Linked DNA regions of Homo sapiens: region 1 is linked to region 2. A link is a loop called in an ENCODE intact Hi-C map of the cell type or tissue named here. Cell type or tissue: mammary epithelial cell. All regions are shown on one strand. Each heading gives the region's core, and the rest is flanking DNA. Links, peaks and the distances in the headings are about the cores only. Region 1 overlaps TNFRSF19 (TNF receptor superfamily member 19). Region 2 overlaps TNFRSF19 (TNF receptor superfamily member 19).

The links. Hi-C counts contacts between places; a loop is a spot of excess contacts. Peaks named below come from ENCODE experiments on the same cell type or tissue, not always from the same donor. Only the 100,000 strongest peaks of a DNase experiment are listed, where the experiment ranks them.
Region 1: a loop joins it to region 2, with 2.4 times the contacts of the local background. A loop is called at or near these places in 5 of 110 quality-filtered maps.

The regions. Positions count from the first base shown.
Region 1 is chr13:23,669,284-23,679,531 of GRCh38, reverse strand. TNFRSF19 (TNF receptor superfamily member 19) reads right to left here. Exons shown (of 10, transcript NM_148957.4): 10 at 3,439-6,160. The coding sequence ends at 6,152. Among named protein-coding and RNA genes, the nearest start is that of TNFRSF19, 100 kb to the right of the region's middle. In mammary epithelial cell, for the core only: no CTCF peak of the experiment used is centred there; a DNase peak (open chromatin) is centred at 4,301.
Region 2 is chr13:23,615,100-23,625,347 of GRCh38, reverse strand. TNFRSF19 (TNF receptor superfamily member 19) reads right to left here. Exons shown (of 10, transcript NM_148957.4): 4 at 9,303-9,481. Among named protein-coding and RNA genes, the nearest start is that of TNFRSF19, 50 kb to the right of the region's middle. RefSeq lists enhancers at 3,819-4,318, 6,449-6,950. In mammary epithelial cell, for the core only: no CTCF peak of the experiment used is centred there; DNase peaks (open chromatin) are centred at 3,917 and 6,837; H3K27ac peaks cover 1,216 bases.

The DNA.
Region 1 (10,248 bases), core at 1,156-9,155, 54 kb before region 2:
TACATTAAGGACTGCCACAGGAAATGCATCTTACTAGAGTGAGTCTTCTGAGAGGAATTGGACCTGTGTTTAGAACTTCAAGGGAAATGATTCATCTCTGATCTGTGGAGGGGTAGCATGCCTTGCGGTGGCGCAGCCTGCCTCCCTAACCTGCTATTAAAAGATTGCTGGCAGAATGGTCTGCAGATCTTCTATTTACTGTAAATAATCAACCCAGGTAAGGAAAATCCCTCTACATAGTTCTGCTAGTTAAATTCCACCCCAAACAAAGCTACCAGAACACAGCTATTTCAGTCTTAAGTAGGAATAGCTAATGCCATTAGAAATTATGGAAAAAAGAATCCTCTCTCTTTATAGAACAAAAAATGAAACCTGCTTCAGAAGACCACCCATGGTTCTAGAGAAAGTGGTTTTGCTGATAACTTTTAAAAATTCAAGTCTTCTGGAGAGGTGAATTTCAAGCAGCCATAGATCACACTAATTCAAACGCCACTGGCCATTCATGACATGACCTACCCTTGGCCAGCTGACTCTCTGGAGTAGAAACCTTTCAACCCTCCGTTGGTTGAAGTGTGACATAACTAATGCTAGTGTGAACTGCTGCCTTGACTCAGCATAATTATATCCCTATAATTGCATACCAGGACTTACTGAAACTTGTTTGACATTATAGACAATTTTGAAACCTCTCAGACCACTGTTCACTTTCAAGACTGAATGATAAACTTAAGCTCTATTTACAGACCTTAGTCGGTGCCAAATTTGTTTTTAAAAAATGTAATTCCAGCAATTTGGGATTCCAGCAATCCGAAGTGGGCGGATCATTTGAGGTCAGGAGTTTGAGACTAGCCTGGCCAACATGGTGAAACCCCGTTTATACAAAAAAAAAAAAAAAAAAACCCCACAAAAATTAGCCGGGTGTGGTGGCATGTGCCTGTAATCCCAGCTATGCAGGAAGCTGAGGCAGGAGAATTGTGTGAACCTGGGAGGTGCACTCCAGTCTGGGTGACAGAGCAAGACTGTCTCAAAAAAATTAATTAATTAAATTAAATTTTAAAAAAAGAAATCAGACAATACCTTCTTAGTTTAAAATGGGACACATTCAGAATAAGTACCCAGTTGCAGAGACCTTAATAATAGTGGTAATAATGAAAATATGTCATTGTTATTACTGAGGGGTGACAGTGTGCTGGCAGCCCTTGCTCGCTCTCAGCGCCTCCTCAACCTCTGCGCCAAGTCTGGCCACCCTTGAGGAGCCCTTCAGCCTGCTGCTGTACTATGGGAGCCCCTCTCTGGGCTGGCAGAGGTCGGAGCCGGCTCCCTCTGCTTGCAGGGAGGTGTGGAGGGAGAGGTGTGGGCGGGAACAGGGGTTGTGCCCAGCACTTGTGGGCCAGTACGCGTTCTGGGTGGGCGTGGGCTTTGTGGGCCACACACTCGGAGCCGGCCCGCCGGCCTGAGCAGTGAGGGGCTTTGCACCAGGGCCAGCAGCTGCAGAGGGTGTGCCAGGTACCCCAGCCGGCGCTGTGCTCGAATTCTCGCAGGGCCTCAGCTGCCTCCCCGTGGGGCAGGGCTCAGGACCTGCAGCCCACCATACCTAAGCCTCCCCACAAGTGGACTCCTGTGCTGCGGGAGCCTCCCCTAGGAGCCCCGCCCCCTGCTCCATGGCGCCCAGTCCCATCCACCGCCCAAGGGCTGAGGAGTGCGGGTGCATGGCGTGGGACTGGCGCCTGCAGCCCCCGTGCGAGATCCATTAGGTGAAGCCAGCTGGGCTCCTGAGTCTGGTGGGGACTTGGAGAATCTTTATGTCTAGCTAAGGGATTGTAAATACACCAATCAGCACTCTGTGTCTAGCTCATGGTTTGTAAACACACCAATCAGCACCCTGTGTCTATTCAAGGTTTGTAAATGCACCAATCAGCACCCTGTGTCTAGCTAATCTGGTGGGGACTTGGAGAATCTTTATGTCTAGCTAGGGGACTGCAAATAAGACAACAATCAGCACCCAGTCAAAACGGACCAATCAGCTCTCTGTAAAATGGACCAATCAGCAGGGTGTGGGTGGGGCCAGATAAGGGAATAAAAGCAGGCTGCCCAAGCCAGCAGTGGCAACCTGCTCGGGTCCCCTTCCATGCTGTGGAAGTTTTGTTCTTTAGCTCTTTGCAATAAATCTTGCTGCTACTCTCTCTTTGGGCTCGCACTGCCTTTATGAGTGTAACACTCACTGGGAAGGTCTGCAGCTTCACTCCTGAGGCCAGTGAGACCACGAACCCACCGGGAGGAATGAACAACTCCAGACAGGAGGAACGAACAACTCCAGAGTGCCGCCTTAAGAGCTGTAACACCGTGAAGGTCAGCAGCTTCACTCCTGAAGCCAGAGAGACCATGAACCCACTAGAAGGAAGAAACTCCGAACACGTCCGAACATCAGAAGGAACAAACTCTGGACACGCCATCCTTAAGAACTGTAACACTCACCGCGAGGATCCGTGGCTTCATTCTTGAAGTCAGTGAGACCAAGAACCCACCAATTCCAGACACATTACTATAAAATAGTCCAGACCTCCTGGGAGAACCTTATTAGCTTTGAGTTATTTTTGTCAGAGAGTTGATGGATTTATGGTACCTATAAGCTAAACCAGTCTCCATGGACACCAGGAAAGTCCACATGCTCTGGGGGGGTTGGGGTGTGAGTGGGGGTGTCAGAGGGGGAAGAAGTCAATGTCCTTCCCTCAGAGAATCCAGTGTCAACAGCAGAAACTCACCTGCTGAGAAAGCAGGATGTAACTGTAACATTTTTTAAAGTTTTTTTTTTCCAGAAAGTTTAAAGTCCTCTCTCAAAATCTAATAATAGCCTTAAAAGCTTTACTGAGTAGAGGGAAGAAAAGGATTGCTGATCTGTGGAAGCCTCCACCTTCCTCTCTTTAGTCCTCCTCTGCAGGAGGACACCTGGCTGAGCTCCATCAAGGATACAAAACTTTCTCTTTAGTTCCTTCCCTCTTTGTGCCATAAAAGGGAAAAAATGAAGAGATCATGATAAGACCTTGATGCCAAAGCTTCTCAGGGGCCGCAGAGCACCTTCCACTAGCCCAATGCGCCTGGTTCTGTTCCCAGGCTATCCCTCACAGGTCACCAGTGAGGATTACAAATAGCCCTCCAAAAGCCTGAGGAGGCAGAGAGGGTTCCATCCCTCTCTGGAGCACATTTTTTAGTGACACAGCCTCATTATGTTGTCCAGGCTGGCCTCAAACTCCTAGGCACGCCTCAAACTCCTAGGCTCATGATCCTTCTGCCTCAGCCTCCTAGTATCTGGGACCACAGGCAGGAGCCGCTGCCTGTGCCGAGAGAGCAGAACTCTGCAAAACCCTCACACAGACTTCTGAAAAGAAAAAAACATGTCTGCATCCACAAAATCAGTCATTCTCTCACTGAACACATAAATAAGAATACCAGGTGATAATTTTATTCACAAATAAAAAAGGTATTACAAAACTAAGAAAATGATAATTTACACATTTATAAATTCCAGTATGCAAAATAGTAATGATGAAATCTAAATTGATATAAGCTACTATAAAGCAATGATGGTTTTCCTTTCTTTTTCTTACTAGCACAGACAATAGTGCTTAACCTAGGTAATAGCAATATTAACACATTATCTAAAGTAGAAAAATCTCTATTTAAAAATATATTCCATATACACAAAATTAGAAAATTCATGACTTTACTTGGTTGCTCTTGAAATCCTCCTCAGTCTTGTCAACGAGCTTCTGCAGCACAAGAAGCCACAGTGGTTATGCCCATTCAGCCACACGCATTACCCGACACAGCCCTCCTGACATCGGCACTCTAGCAGCTGAGTTTATTGAGTGCTATGGGATATTCCAACAAAGTGAAGTGCAAATTGCATTTTTTTCCTCAAATGTTTCCAAGGAGTGTAAAATATAACATTGTTGTATATTTCTAGAGTAGGTAGGGTAAAATGTCTTCATCTTGATAAAAGTTACCCAGGATTTACCAAATTCAGTAGCAAATGAAATCAATTTTCAACCCTAAGCACTTCTCTACTGATTGAAAATGATGTTTTGGGATTTTTGGCCAAAGTCTCATTCCCATCAGTCTGGCTTTCTCCAGCCAGTGTTTGTCCTTGAAGTTAATCAGGGCTCTACATATGGAAAATATATACAGGCTACACAAAGGAACACAGCCCTGCCTACTTTCATCATCTCTCTGTCATAACAGAAATGCAAACATCATCTCTCTGTCATAACAGAAATGCAAACAGACCAGATTTCAAACAGTGGCACGTATGTGAATCATGGTGAGGTCACGCGAGGAAACTACTTGCATTTTCATAGCCATTGTGTGGTCAAATCCTAAATATTTTACATGTCCAAAAGGCAATGTTCCTAAGAGTTCTTGACTACCAAAGGATCATTGGTTTATACTTAAAAAAAGAAGTAATACAGGAAAAGTCAATTAATTATGACTAGGCACTAGGTTGACATGACCGCTTGGGGCTACAATGAAACATTCTCATTTCCTATTTCAGGTGAGGGAATTGAGGTCATGAGATGTACCAGACACAGGCAAGCTAGTAAACACATATCAAAACCTAAAACTATGGAGAAACGGCCACAAGAAAGAGGGCTCATTAAATTTTACTAATCTGTCACAAACAGAGAAAACCATGGATAATACATGAGAAGATAAAAACATACTAGGAAAGACAGATACATTTTAATATTCAGTTTAAAAGTTAAAAGACAGTGACTTGGGCAGGGCAATTCCAAACCAAAATATCATAGTACCCTCGAACATACTGATGTTCAGAAGTCTAAAAAATATGCCCTGTTCAAGTAGGTCTTCTCCAGGGCATAAAGATTAAGAGTAAATGAACCATTCCCTGCTTTGTGACTGAACGGGGTTAATTTCTGTCTTAGCTCTAGAGACAATGCTAATGTGTAGATGGTAGGGGATGGAGCACTTTAATAGAAAGAAGCACCGTCCTCTTAAATCCAACACCGGATGGCTAAAGTAGGAGATGATGTGCTAACTAATCTTACACAATTGGAAGGAGCACGACAATGTCCTGGTCAAACTACACTAGGGCAGTTACAGCTGCTTCATCCAAACCCCTACAAATTGTGCATTTTCTTCTAGTCCTAACATGTGGTGTGTTCTCACGGAAGGCTACTTCAGTAGTAGGGGAACCTGATATGTTGTAATTTCTAAAGCCTTTAGTATAAGATACAATGCAAGTAAAAGGTCATTTATGTTTATAAATACCCTTTTTCTATAACCTTCTAAGCTCAGGCAGAGGGACAGATGCAACAAATGTTTCTATAGCAACTAATTTTCATATAAATATGCCAACCTTTGCATACAAGTCTCTACAATATGTGTTAATTCTGGGCAATGGGCTGCCCTTTCTCGACCACATTCCCTAGCCCAGGTGTTCTCCTGAGATCAGCGGGTGTTCATGAGACCGAGGCTGAGGTCAGAAGTGTGGATTCTGGAAAGAGCTATCCTCCTCTGTCTGATTCCTCTGATTCAGTAAACTTCATCTAATAAACCCAAGATTTAGGCAGGCAATATGAGGGCCATTCTAACCACCTATGCGAATCAGTTTAGATGATGAAAAAGTGTCCTTCTCAAATAGAAACACTCACTTTTGAACCCATTCTACATAAAAGCTAAGGTAATTTATCTGATATTTCATAGGCGGTATGAAATTATTTCTGGAAAGAAAAAGTATACTCTGGGTCTTCAGTCTTGTAAAACCACAATCACCATGAAAATAAGCATGAGGGCATTTCTGTTTCTTGTTATATGTCCACAATCTCATAGGCTGCCAGCTCAACCCATCCGTCTTTGAAGTCACTTTTGTGGCAGAGAAGCTTCTCATGTAGGAAAGATGCAGAGTATCATGAGTCGGCCTGGAGTCTTTTCTTGTTATTCATTGAGGTTTCAGCTTACAGCTGGTCTGGCTCAGAAGCAACTGGCTGAAAGGCTTCAAATGCCGTCAGTTTGGTTCAGATTTATTTTTGCCCCAGAAGCCATGCAAGGTCCAGACTGCTCAGTCCATAAGCCTAACAAAGGAGTACTCTTTGGGTTCCAGCACACGCTTCTACTGCAGAAAGAAGCAGGTTCTTTAAGCTTCCTAAAACAGCAACAGAAAGGAAGCTTTAGAAATAATGTCTTACAAGTTAAATCTGCTAAATTTCAATGGTAAAGAATTATTATGCATAACTTTTACTAGTAGTATACATGGATATAATAATAGCATATGGACAAGAAACTCATTCAATAGTATCCAAATATCCAGCTACCCATGTAATCTCAGGATAAAATAAATATTTTCATAACAATTCGTAGTCACCCAATAACTGCAGAGTACTTAAAAGATGATACCGTAACCCATAGCAATCATAATGTATTAACAACAATTCTTTTGTGGGCTTTCAACCTTATTCAAACATTTAAAGCTTCTTTCTTCTATACTGTGTTCCTTTAAAGCATTTGTAGGTAAATATTTTAGGATTCTGTATTTCCTTTCTTTCAAAGAACAAAGATGAATGAATAGTACCATTCTTTATCTGCCAACTTAGTCTTTGAATGTACTTCCATTAAACTATTAGAGAATGTTCAGAAATAGTTGGGAATAAGATTTCTCTTATAACAATCTCCCTAGCATACTCACAGTCCTTATCGGGAGAATATCCTCAGCAAAGTGTAGCCATTAGACGTGTCCTCATCACAAAGGGCACTGACGTCAATGCCGGGAAGGGGACAAGTGAAACCACTGAACATTAATTTCATGTATTAACCCTTCACTAACTTACCACTAATTTGGCATTGGTGACATACCAGGTTAAGTGTATGCAAAAAAATTATTCCTAGGTCTAAGGAGATTATTTAGAAGTAAAATCTTATGAAACACTTCCAATAACAGGAGATAGTTTTATCAAATATGTTGATTAACTGACATGATTATAATAACTACATGAACCCTTCTGTGGGAGGCAAATTATCCTCATTTTGCCAATAAGGAAAAAGTAGACATTTCAATAGATTGAAACACTAGAACCCAGGGTCCTCTCATATGTTTTCTAACCTTCTTTCTGTCTGTTCCTGTTGACATTTTAAATGTTGCATTAAAAACAACTTCAAGATATGCTTTTCCTGTAGGTAAACAGGCTGGCTTTGTTCTCTCAAATATCTCAGCAAAAAATGTTCCAAATATCTCAGTTTTGTTCCCTTCTGGAGAGATGTGTATAGGAAAAACTTGATTAAAATTGAGTCATACAAACTAAAGAAGGCTCTCACACCTATTTGCTTTATCTGGAACCATAACTATCATCAGATTATGGGTCATCTTAAATCACCCACAAGAAAACTAGTGTGTGGAAATGCAGGTTGTGTAAACAAATGCATCATGCGCTGAAATCATGGCCTTACACCACGTAAAGACAGAAGTGCTGTTTGGCCACAGCTGCTCCTTTTCCACCTCCCAGATGGACACATGTTGTTTTCCTGAGCTATGAACGAGCCCACATCATGGAGCCAAGCTAATTGAACACAAACCTGTGGAATGGATAAAATTAACAAGAAGCCCTGTGCTTTGGTTCATAATAGTGAGCTGCTGAAATCAAATTATTTTATTTTATTTTTTAAGAGACAGGGTCTTGCTTTGTTGCCCAGGCTGGAGTGCAGCGGCGTGATCCTAGCTCACTGCAGCCTCAAGCCTCAAACTCCTGGGCTCAAGTCATCTTCCTGCCTCAGCCTAAAATCAAATTCTTTATGAGATGTGAATGTGTCCTCTAGTTGGAAAATTAGCCTGTTGGGGGAAATGTGGGTTGGAATTTAGATTGGGAAAGAAAAACAGAAGCAAAACTACTTGAGTTAAACACTTGGTTGGACCTTGAAATAAAGAGGAGGACCAGGCCCCCAAAGGCCTGAAGTAGCTTAAGGTTCATTTGCTACATTTCACAGATTAGTAAGTGCAACTAAAGTTTTTTTTTTTTCCAGCATCTGGAAATGATTATCTCGTAAAATGGGCTCAAAATATTATTCACTATTATAGGGGAAAAATCAAAATGGTTTATATTTTAACGCTTCCTTTTTTAAATTCAATGTCATACTTAGATTTACCTAAATTAATCTAACAATTATAGGGCTACACATCTTGAAAAGTTAGTAAAAACCTTTCATTAATAAATTATTATACTGTGCAACTTGAGTGTAATATTTTCTCATCAGGTTCAGTTTAGATATAATTGTAACTTTCTTTTCATAATGATTTGAGTTGAAAGTGTATATAAATCATGAGAACTACCTTGCATGTCTTTGAAAAAGAGTTAGTAAGTCATGATATGCCAATCTCATCAACTAAAACATGTTTCTAAAATATCATGTTCATACAGCTGTGATGACAGTGCTTATCAATCCTGTCCCCGCCACACCACCAACATACACAGAAAAAAAGCAGGCAATGAGTTGGCTCCGGGATGACCTCGTATGAAGACGTTTCATTCCTTAGTCTTGGCAATTGACATCACAAACTTGGGTACAAGCTACAAAATTAAGGTGAGTGGTAATTCTGTTTCCTGACAAAACTGAAAAACAGTCATTAGTCAGCTGGCAGCACCGTAACCCTAGTTCTTCAGATGATCTCCTAACAAGAGAGGCACGGATGATGCACTAGACATGGCGAGGGCCCCTCATTTAGTGCTGCTGGGAGGCAGCTGAGCCCTCTGTTGCTGAGCAGGGGGGTTCCGCCTGTTTCTAGCATCCTCTGATCCGTCAGTGGACGCTCTCTGCTTTGAAGGACTTGTTACCTGCTCTCGGCTGCTGGGGCCTCTCAGTTCCTACGTTGTGTGGGGCACAGTCCATTCTTGAGACTTACACTCAGCTAGGTTAATTCTTAAGTCTTTTCTTATTTATTATCATAACAATTTTACAAATTATGGATGGCTCAAAAGAACAAGATCAGTGAACAGCCTTTCCTAACTCCAGGCAGAGCTCAGAGGTAGATACTTTGTATGTGTTAACTGCCTAATTTGTTTTTCCTTCATTCACTCGTCTCCCTTCTCTTACTTCTCCATTCCCCCGTTTTGAGAATGAAACCAATTTTTTCCCTCCAAAGCTAAAAAATGTTTTGTCTATAGAATCCCCTAAAAGTTCTCCAGATAATTTTTTTTTGTACTTTAAAAAAGCAAACAAGGTGGGAAGATGGCTTGAGCCCAGGAGGACGAGGCTGCAGTGAGCTGTGATTGCTCCACTGAGCTCTGGCCTGGGCGACAGAGAGAGACCCCGTTTCAAAACCCAAAAACCAAAAACAAAAACAAGTACTGCAGACTTAGATCAGTATGTAACTTATGAACTGATCTTAAAAGGAACATATCAGCGTTCACACTTTGACTCTGCACTAAGTCTCTGATATAATCAGGCCAGGATACAGAATGACATGGAAGTGAGGCCCCTCTGGAGCAGGCTCAGCTGCCTCCTCAGCACCCACAACCCTGATCTGGGGCAGGGAGGGACAGGCAGTGAGAGCAGCAACCTCTTTGTGGGGCAGAGTCTTGTGGGCCTGGGAGCTGGACTGTTGCTGTGACTCTGCCCTTTTACACTCAAGGCTTGACACTTTTCTCCTAGAACTTAACACTAACAATACATGCACTCCCATTTAAGGAAATGTTTACAAACATTAGGTCAAATTCAGCAAAGGCCACATCCTCACCTGAAGAAAGCAGAGACGTGCCCAGTTATCCCTGAATCCTTTGCTGCCTCCAGCTTTGCAGCACGCAGAAAGCCCCCATCTCTCTGCAGGTGCCACCCTCGCTCCACCCAAACCTGATCTTAAACCATTCCACCTGAGAGGGTCTTATGACCTGGTCTCAGGTCACAACCAACAATCAATTTCCAGCCAAATCAATCAATCCGGTAAAGCAGAGTGATCCAGAAAACAACAGCCAAGGAGAGAGGAGGGAAAAGAGCAGCTTTAGGAGACCAAAATTCACATAAACTTGGCAGTGAATGAAGTAGATTTAAGTATTGGGCATAAGTAATATATATATAATAATAAGTATATATAACAGGAAGAAATGAAGGTCAGGAATTGTCTGCAAGATGCTCCCATACCCGACTCACCTCTCTCAACCAGGGAAGGAGGCAGCAGGTGCTGTGCTAAGTGGTTGTACTTACAAAGAGGAATAAAAGAATGCAGCTGTCCACTTTGCTCTTATATAT
Region 2 (10,248 bases), core at 863-8,862:
CAAAAAAAAAAAAAAAAAAAAGAATACAATCACAGCATTGTTTATGAAAGGAAAAAAGCTAATTAGGCACAATCCCAATGTCCACCAATAACCAATCAGGGTAGACCCAAGGCAATAGAATGCCAGGTGTCCTTTAAAAATGATGATGAAGACCTACCATACGCATTTTTAAAAAGTCATGAAATATCATTAAGTGAAAACAAAGGAATGCATATAATTCCATTTTGTGCAGGCACACACTTTTATTATCAATTTTCTCAGATTCTTTACCAATACATATAAAAATAGTCGTGTGTGGCCAGGCGCAGTGACTCACGCCTGTAATCCCAGCACTTTGGGAGGCTGAGGCAGGTGGATCACCTGAGGTCGGGAGTTCAAGACCAGCCTGGCCAAAATGGTGAAACCCCGTCTCTATGAAAAATACAAAAAATTAGCTGGGCATGGTGGTGGGCGCCTATAATCCCAGCTATTCAGGAGGCTGAGGCAGGAGAATCACATGAACCTGGGAGGCAGAGGTTGCAGTGAGCCAAGATCGCGCCATTGCACTCCAGCCTGGGCAACAAGAGTGAAACTCCACCTCAAAAAAAAAAAAAAGTTATGTGTATATATTTGCAATGAAAAAATTTTGGGAGTATATTATATACTGTATATGAACAGCGACTATTTCTAGATTGTGGGAATTCAAGTGATTTTCTTTTTTTCATATATATAACATAAATTTTCTATGACAAAAATAGTAATATAGAGAACAAGTCTACAAAGGACAGGTAGATGCAATTATCTTGTGAAACTGCATAATGTAGTAGCAAATCTGTATAATTTATGGTAGAAGCAAAATTTGCATTTGAAACTAGGTAAGTTATCTCAAATGCCCAGATACATTCAGAAATTGCTCAACATTCTATTTTCACTTGATTATGACAATCTTTTCAAAGGATATATAATACAGTGACTTCCCATTAGATATTAATAAAATTACTCCTTTTGGAATTTATGAAGTAAAAATTAAAAAAAAAAACAAAGTTCGAGGACTCATACTTCCTGATTTCAAAACTTAATACAATGCAACAATAATCAAAATATGTAGTACTGGCATAAAGACAGACAACTAGACCAGTGGAATAGACAAGAGATCCCAGAAGTAAACCGTCATGTATATGGTCAATGACTTTCAACAAGGTGCCAAGACCACTCAGTGAGGAAAGAACAGTCTCTTTAAGGAATGTTGGAGAAACTGGACATCCACATGCAACAGATTAAAGACCTAAAACTATAAAACTCCTAGAAGAAAATATAGAGGAAAAGCTTCATGACATTAGTTATGGCAATGATTTCTTAAATATGACACCAAAACCATAGGAAACAAGAGAAAAAATTGACAAATGGGACTATATTAAACTTAAAATCAGAGGACATAAACATTCCTATGGAATGGAAGAAAATATCTGCAAATCATATGTCTGATAAAGGGTTAATATTTATAATATATAAAGAATTCCTATAAACTCATCAATTAAAAAATCAACCTAATTTAAAAATGGGCAAGGGACTTGAATAGACATTTCTCCAGAGAAATGTCTTTGGAGAAATATCTCACATGGCTGACAGGTATATAAAAACATGTTCAACATCACTAATCATCCCTGAACTGAAAAGTCAAAACCACATGAGATATCACCTCACACCCATAAGGATGGCTACTGTCAAAACAATAACAACAAACAAACAGATAATAACAAGTGTTGGCAAGGATGTGAAGAAACTGGAACCCTTGTATACTGCTGACGGGACAATAAAATGGTGCAGCCGCTATGGAAAACAGCACGTAGGTTCCTCAAAATATTAAAAACAGAACTACCATATAATCCAGCAATTCCACTACTGTGTCTATATCTAAAAGAACTCAAATCAGGGTCTTGAAGAGATACTTGCATGCTTGTATTCACTGCAGCACTATTCACAGTAGCCAAAAGGCAGAAGAAACCCAAATGTCCACTGATGAATATGGATAAACAAAGTATTTCACAGAATGAAATATTATTAGTCTTAACAAGTAGGAGGGGTTCCTGTCACATGCTACAACATGTATAAACCTTGAGGACATGGTGCTAAGTGACACAAGCCTGTCATAAAAAGACAGATACTGAATGACTCCAATTACATGAGGTACTTAAGAGTAGTCAAATTCACAGAAACAGAAAGAAAGGTGGTTTCCACGGGCTGGGGGAAGAAGCAAAGGGGAGTTGTTTAACGGGTATAGAGTTTCAGCTTGAGAAGATGAAAAAGTTCTGGAGATCTGTTTCACAACAATGTGAATATACTTAACTCTACTGAACTGCGCACCTAAAAATGGTGAAGATGGTAAATTTTATGTTATGTGTTTTTTACCACAATAAAAAAATGCATATACAATTTTTTTAAAAAATCACAAGACAATATAAAGGAGCTTTCTTCTTTAAGAAGTCTTGCTAAACATTGTAACACATCCAGACTAATACTTTTTATCTTTTCACCCCGAAAACTTGCCCAATAGAAGTTCATTGAATTAAATATCAAGAAAGCACAAAATAGTGTTTTATACATAAAAACTCACTTCATGTAAAAAGCAAAAAAAGTTAAAAAATGTAATATCCAACATTCTCAAGAATAAATATTGGGGATACAGAAATCCATCTTTTAACACTTAAAAAGTTAGGAAAATGGGAGGTATTGATGATCAAGCATAGACACTACTTAACATTTTAAAAATAAAGAATTCTAATTGTGACAAAACAGTTTAGAGGTCTGAGCCTTCCCTGACAATCGAAGAGAATATATTTGCCAAAATTTTTTTTAAAAGTTTGAGGACCATGAGACAAATGAGGCTAGAAGGTTGTCATGTTTTGAATGACCATTTTTATTTTTTAATTAATTAATTAAATAATGTTTATTTATTTCTTGAGATGGAGTCTCGCTCTGTTGCCCAGGCTGGAGTGCAGTGGCATGATCTCAGCTCACTGCAACCTCTGCCTCCCAGGTTCCAGCGATTCTCCTCCCTCAGCCTCCCAAGTAGCTGGGATTACAGGCACCCGTTTACCATGCCCAGCTAATTTTGTTTTTTGCATTTTTAGTAGAGACGGGGTTTCACTATGTTGGCCAGACAGGTCTCGAACTCCCGACCGTGTGATCTACCATCCTCGGCCTCCCAAAGTGCTGGGATTACAGGTGTGACCACCACGCCAGGCCTGAATGACCATTAAATACTAACTAGAAATAATAAGAAATGCTATTTAGAAAGGAGGGTGAGTGGGGCTCCCGTGTGACTACTACGCATGAAGAGGTGATGCTCAGACCTAGCTCTGAGAGCAGCTATCAACAGTATCTGGTCTGCTTGCTTCTTCATTCTTTTTTGTTTGTTTTGAGACAGTCTCGCTCTGTCACCCAGGCTGGAGTGCAGTGGTGCGATCTTGGCTCTGCCTCAGCCTCTGCCTCCTGGGCTCAAGCCATCCTCCCATCTTAGCCTCCCAAGTAGCTGGGACTACAGGTGTGTATCACCATGCCCAGCTAATTTTTGTATTTTTTTTTTTTTTAGAGATAGGGTTTCGCCATGTTGCCCAGGCTGATGTCACACTCTTGAGCTCAAGCGATCCACCTGCCTCAGCCTCCCAATGAAGAGGAATTTTTAACTGAACTGAATCCAAATAGCACTGGTTAGCCTAATGAACACAGTGTTTGAAAACTGCTATTTTAAAAAAATCTGGCTGTAGACTGCTAATTCTTCAATCAGTGAGTGCATTTCTGCAAGGAGATGGCATGCCATAGAACAGCTCCGGTTTTACAATGACCTCACTTAACACAAGGTTGAGGGCAGTTACTATGCCCTGTGAGTCACAGTCAAGTCAGGATGGGATTTTCTGAAGTGTCTGTGAGACACTGGATGACAGCGTTGCTCTGTCCTGGGCTCTTGCTAGCACCTTGGTGGTTAGTCAGCCTGCTGTTTGTGTTCCTCAGCAATCCACAGCAATAGCCCCTTATCTGAAGGTGAACAAATGCTAATGACAAGATTAATCATTAGAGTAAGAGTCTAGGTCTCCTAAACAGTGTCATGGTTACTAGGGAACACCCTGAGCACAGACCAGAGAGCTGAGGCAAAGGGATGCGAAAACCCAGGCAACTCAGGCAGCTTCCAGGAGCAAGGGGTCTGCTGAGGGTAGGGTGAGGGTGAAGTGGGCACACAGCACACACGGACGGAGGCAGTCCCTGTGATTCCCATCAATCAATCACGGAAGCCCCAGCGGTGACCTCCCAGTGATATCAGACATGCACCTAAGCATGGGGCAGAGGAGCTGCAAGGTGAATTCCAGTCCTTTCATTTACAAGCTGGGTGATTCTGGGAAGTCATTTATCCACTCTGAGAACCAGTTTCCCTCTTTGTTAAGAGGGGGTGGTAGGAATCCCTACTTTACAGAGTGGTTCGGATGATAGTAAGTGCTCAATGTTAGTTGTCATTGTCACCAGAAGAAGCAAAGAGCTGGCAGGGGCCAGCCTACTCTTCAGGGCGGGTTCCAGTTCCCCTGAGCCAGGAAGGACTCAGGAACCGGCTGCCAGCAGAGGAGCTTGGAGGCCTGTTGGCCACACTCTGAAAAAGTCATGCCAAGTTTTCACTGGCCCCCAAAATCATCAATTGGCAATAATGTCCAATATTCCATTAGGACTTCCTATGGCTTAGGCACTCTGCTAGGCACTTTACATGCCTTCTATTTCTAATCCTTCTAACAATTCTGCAGGGTGGATTCTTACAGCATGGTCATTTTACAGGTGAGAAGAGTGCATTTCAGAGAAGTTAAATGACTTGTCTAAAGTCACAGAGCAGATGTGGGAATAAGGGGACTGGCTCTCTCGAATGACTCAAATTGTGGGCACGGAGGACAGATGATTTCCACACCCTACCTGCTACTGAGAGGGAAGCAGCTGGTGTCCTGGGGGACCTCGGCCTATGGACAGCAGCAGGTTCTTGCTAGAGAATGAGGCCGCAGGAGGCAGAGTGGCACCAAAAAGAGCAATGCCTGCCTTTTGCCTGACTTCTGCATTGCTTTTTGGGGAGCAATATGCATTTTGCTCACGTCTTTCTGCCTCAGTTTTTCTGTTTATAAAATGGGTTCCAACTATTTGGTTTCTTCACAGAAGTACAGTTAAACTGGAAGAGTACTTTGAAAACACTTTGAAAAGACCTGGGTAAAAGTCACTATGTAATTACGCCTGCCTCATATACTAATGCTGACTTAGAAAAAAATGGGATTTTAAAGTAATCATATAAATAAATTGTGAAACATCACTCAACTGTCTATTCACTTATAACTTTCCTATAGCTAAGTATTTACCTAAAGAATAAACAAACACTGTAGAAACTAGAGCAGTGGGCTCAAATGACAAGGACCACGGGGAAGCAGGAGGAACCAGGCACGGTGGAGTCCCGGGCAGACCTGCTCCCCTACTCCGGCAGCACAGCCCTGCATGGGCTCTATAAAATCCCAGTCCTAGGTCAGGCCTTTCCCCACCCTCCCTGGGCACTGCCTATCTCAGCCTGTACATCCCCTGTAGACCTCCTCATTTCTCTACCTCCAGATGTAGAGAGTAGACACGCACAGACAGGCTTTTATCAGGGAACTGGAGAACACGAACAACAGAGGTGTGTGAGATGTTCCGTTCATGTCCTCAATTAGATTTGCACAAGATCAAAACTCTGAGTAATGCTATCCATAGATATCATCACAGGTCTGAGATTATAGACCGTTCCTTTTTTTTTTAAGGCACAGATTTATTGACTTATACTTTATATACCACACAATTCACCCATTTAAAGTGTACAATTGGATGGTTTTCCATACATTCACAGAGTTGTACAACCATCACCACAATCAATTTTAGGACATTTTCATCATCCCCCAAAGAAGCCTCATAACCTTATCAGTCACCTCCCATTCCCAACTCTCCCCAACCCCAGCCCTTAGGCAACACTAATTTCCTTTCTGTCCCTGTAGATTTGCCCATTCTGGACATTTCAATAGAATCATGTAATATGCCATCATTGGTGACTGGCTTATTTCACTTGGCATAATGTTTTCTAGGCTCATCCATCTCATAGCATGTCAGCATTTCCTTCCTTTTTACTGATGAATAATATTTCATTGTTTGAATATATCCCATTTGGTTTTTCCATTTATCAGTTGATAGACACTTGGGTTTGTCTTAGTCGGTTTTGTGCTGCTGTAATAGAATATCACAGACTGGGTAATTTATAAATAACAGAAATTTATTTCTCATAGTTCTGAAGGCTGGGAAGTCCAAGATCAAGATGCCAGTATCTGGCGTCTGGTGAGGGCCTTTCTGCTGCACTCTTCAGAGGGAAGAAATGCTGTGTCCTTACGTGGCAGAAGGTGGAAGGCAAATAAAAAAGGAACAAATTCCCTCTGTCAAGCCCCTTTATCAGGGCATATTTGTGAGGGGAGGGCCCATCATGACCTAATTACCTCGTAAAGGCCCCACCTCTTAATATAATCGCACTGGCAACAACTGAATTTTGGAGGGGACACATTCAAACCAGAGCTTGGTTGTTTCAGTTTTTTGGCTATTACGTAAACTGCTGCTACGAACACTAGTGTACAAGTTTTTGTGTGGACGTGTTTTCAGTTCTCTTGGTTATATACCTAAGAGTCAAACTGTCAGGTCACGTGGTAACTCTATGTCTAACTTTCTGAAGGAACTCTAAACTGTTTTCCAACCTGGCTGTACCCTTTGCCGTTCCCACCAACAGTGTATGAGGGTTTCAATCTCTCCACGTCATCACCAACATTCCAATCTCTCCATGTCATCACCGTTACCGTCTGGTTTTTGTTGGCTATAGCTATCTTAGTGGGGTTGAAGAATGTGGGTTTGATTTGCATTTCCCTGATTGTTAATGATGTTGGGCAACTTTTCATGTGCTTATTGGACATTTGTATATTTCTTTGGAGAAATGTCTATTCAAATCCTTCATTGTATTTTAATTGAATTATTTGTCTTTTTATTATTGAGTTGTAAGAATATGTGAGGACATATTCTACTTAAGATAGTTCCTTACCAGACATATGATTTGCCAGTATTTTCTCCTATTTTGTGGGTTGTGTGGTTGTGTTTTGTACTTCAAAGGATTTCCTTTGAAGTACAAAGTTTAAAATTTTGATAAAGTCCAACAGAGCTATTTTTTCTTTTGCTGCTTGTATTTTGGTGTTAGCCCACTACATCTTACAGCTCCCTAGGTGCTGGGTCTCTGTATATGACCACGTGGGACCCACTAGTCTATTTTCTACTCTGTTTCCACCCTTCAGGCCCAGAGCTTTATCTCCTCTCTGGCCTCAACAAGACCCCACCCCCGGGACATCTGGTCAAAACCACTCTGATCTTGTGGTCGATCCAGTTAGAGTCTTTTGTCTGTAGTGCCTCGGAGCATGAATTCTGATGTTAGACTCCCATGATGTGACTCCCAGACTCACCACACACAGGTTAGGTGATCTTGCCTGAATAAACTTAATCCTTAATAAGTCTCAGTTTCTTCCTTCTTAAAACATTGTGAAAAGTATAGAAAATAATTCATGAGAAGTACTTGGCCAGGTGCCTGGTACATTGCAAGTAATAAATGTTTGCTGCCCCTGCAATGCAGTTTCTGGTTGTTTCTTACTTTTGCAATACAGACTGGTTTCTGATGCTCCAGGGTTTCTGCTTCCTCTCTCTTCTGTCTTTGGTCAGTAACTCTTGGCTCCACTCTATCTCCATTAAGCTCTAAGGATATTCTGCTTCATCCCATTCTCTGCATACTTGGTGTAGCAATGGCTTCTCCCTGCCTTACAGATCACCCCCCTTGTCACCCTGGCTCTTCATCCAGACTCTCTCCTCCAGCTGTCTGTATTAATCCATCCCACAGTTACTTAGAAGCAGTCAGGAATTTAACTTCCTCCTCCCTGGTGCTCCCCCTGGCCCAGGTGTGGTCCCTCTCCTTTCCCTGGACCTGGCTGCCTTATTGACAAGTCTATTTAAGGCTTCTGCGTTCGCACCTGCCCACCCCTTCCTCTGCTCTCTGTAACTTGGTGTACTGCACGCCTCCCTCTCTCTGCCACTCCCTTGGCCTCCTGGCAGTTTTTTACCCACACCAGGTAGATGCCCACCTGAGAACCTCTTGCTGGAGGTTCCTTCTGTCTGCGGTGCTCTTCCCCACCTCTCTGCTTGGCTCCGTGCCTCGTCTCCTTCAAGCCTTTGCTCAGATCTCACCTTTGCAATAAAGCCTATCCTGACAACCCAATTTACGCTGTCACTGTCCTGCCCCTCACTGTGGCCATGCCCAATCGCCCTTGTCTGCCTTAGGGTTTCTTCCATAGCAGTTATCATCTTCTATCTTTCTGCATAATTTGCTTCTTTATTATTTACTATTTAAATATTTTTTAAAACCCTATAAGAAGCCGGGCATGGTGGCTCACACCTGTAATCCCAGCACTTTGGGAGGCTGAGGCAGGCAGATCACCTGAGGTCAGGAGTTTGAGACCAACCAACATGGAGAAACACCATCTCTACTAAAAATACAAAAAATTAGCCGGGCGTGGTGGCGCATGCCTGTAATCCCAGTTACTCGGGAGGCTGAGGCAGAAGAATCACTTGAACCTGGGAGGCACAGGTTGCACTGAGCTGAGATTGCGCCATTGCACTCCAGCCTGGGTGACAAGAGCGAAATTCCATCTCAAAACAGAACAAAACAAAACAAACAAACAAACAAACAAAACCTATAAGAAATAAGCTCCCCATGGGCAGGGATCTTTGCCACTTTATTTTCTGACATAGCCCAAGTATGTAAAGCAATGCCTAAGGTGGTTGGGCACGTCTCTGCTGAATGGCTGAATGGTGTAACCTGCCCTCCTCTGATGCTAATGAGGGTGAACATTGTCAGAGGATTGCCAGTCACATGGGTCACCTCTTTTGTGGGTTGCTTGTTCATTTTTGTGTCCATTTGTCCAAGTTTTCTTTTTTACTGATTTGTAGGAACTCCTTAGATTTTCATAACAGAAATCCTTTGTTAGCATGCCTATTCATTTTCTTTATAGCCAGTGTCTGCTGCATGCATGGCACACGGTACCACAGATAATCCAGTGGTTAATACTGAAAGAAGTCACAAATACTCCACCAGCATCTTCAGGTTAATACCAGCATGCATTCCAGTTTAGAATGGAACAAGGGAATTGCCTTTTTAAAAGTTACTTAATTAAATAATTACAAGTGAAAGAAACTGGCCAACTCACCCTGGCAAGCAGTCCCCGCAGATGGCATCACTGGTGGCTGAACAATTTGCCTTCTGAAAGCGGTTCACCACTGCGCAGTCCAGACAGGGCTTGCATTTCTGGAAGCCCCAGTCCTCCTTGAACCTGTGCAGCCGGCACGTCACACACTGTGCATCCTCCCCATAGCCGAAGCCACATTCCTGTGGGGATTAACGGGTAACAGAAAGCTATTCAGACTTTGCAAGCGTGAAAAGGAAAGACCGCTAGGATGAAACGAAGACCTGGTCTAATAATTACCAAGTGTCGGCCTTCCTAGACACAAAGGCAGCTCTTTCAGCAAGTTCAAATGTGTCTTCCACTGCTAATGATCTCTCTTACTATGGTAAGTCCACTTAGTCATCCACTTTATTCAAGAAGCCGTGAGCATGAGAATAATCAAGGGTCTCTCAGGCTCCCACTGCTGCGTTACTATCAGTGGATGGCAGAATTATGGCACTTCTTCTCCTCTAATTAAGCCAGTCATGTGCATGCTCAGAAGCTAACGCCAGGGAAACATTCACACACTCACTTCTAAGGCAGAAAATCAGTACTTTGATATCAGGGGTGTTATTTTCAAAAATGAGGATAAGTGCATAAGAAATTTCATTAGCGGACAAGCCTAGAAATCAATCCAAATGGAGAGCTCCTTGAAATAGTTAGCAATTTAGTATTTCCTGAGAGTAGAAAGAGTCTTACATATTTGTTAAAAGGATGTTAACTTCCTGTTGAGACAAATTCTGTGGTACTAAAGGTCTCAAGCTTCTCTAGATTTGAACATCAGAACACACTGTTTTCCAAGAGTGGGCAAAACAAATGGCTCTCTGACCCACATACAATCATTTCCACAAGTTCAAGAACTCAGTAAACTATAGCATATCATGTAACATAATTATAATGCAACTATAAAAAGAAGAATGTAGATGTGATC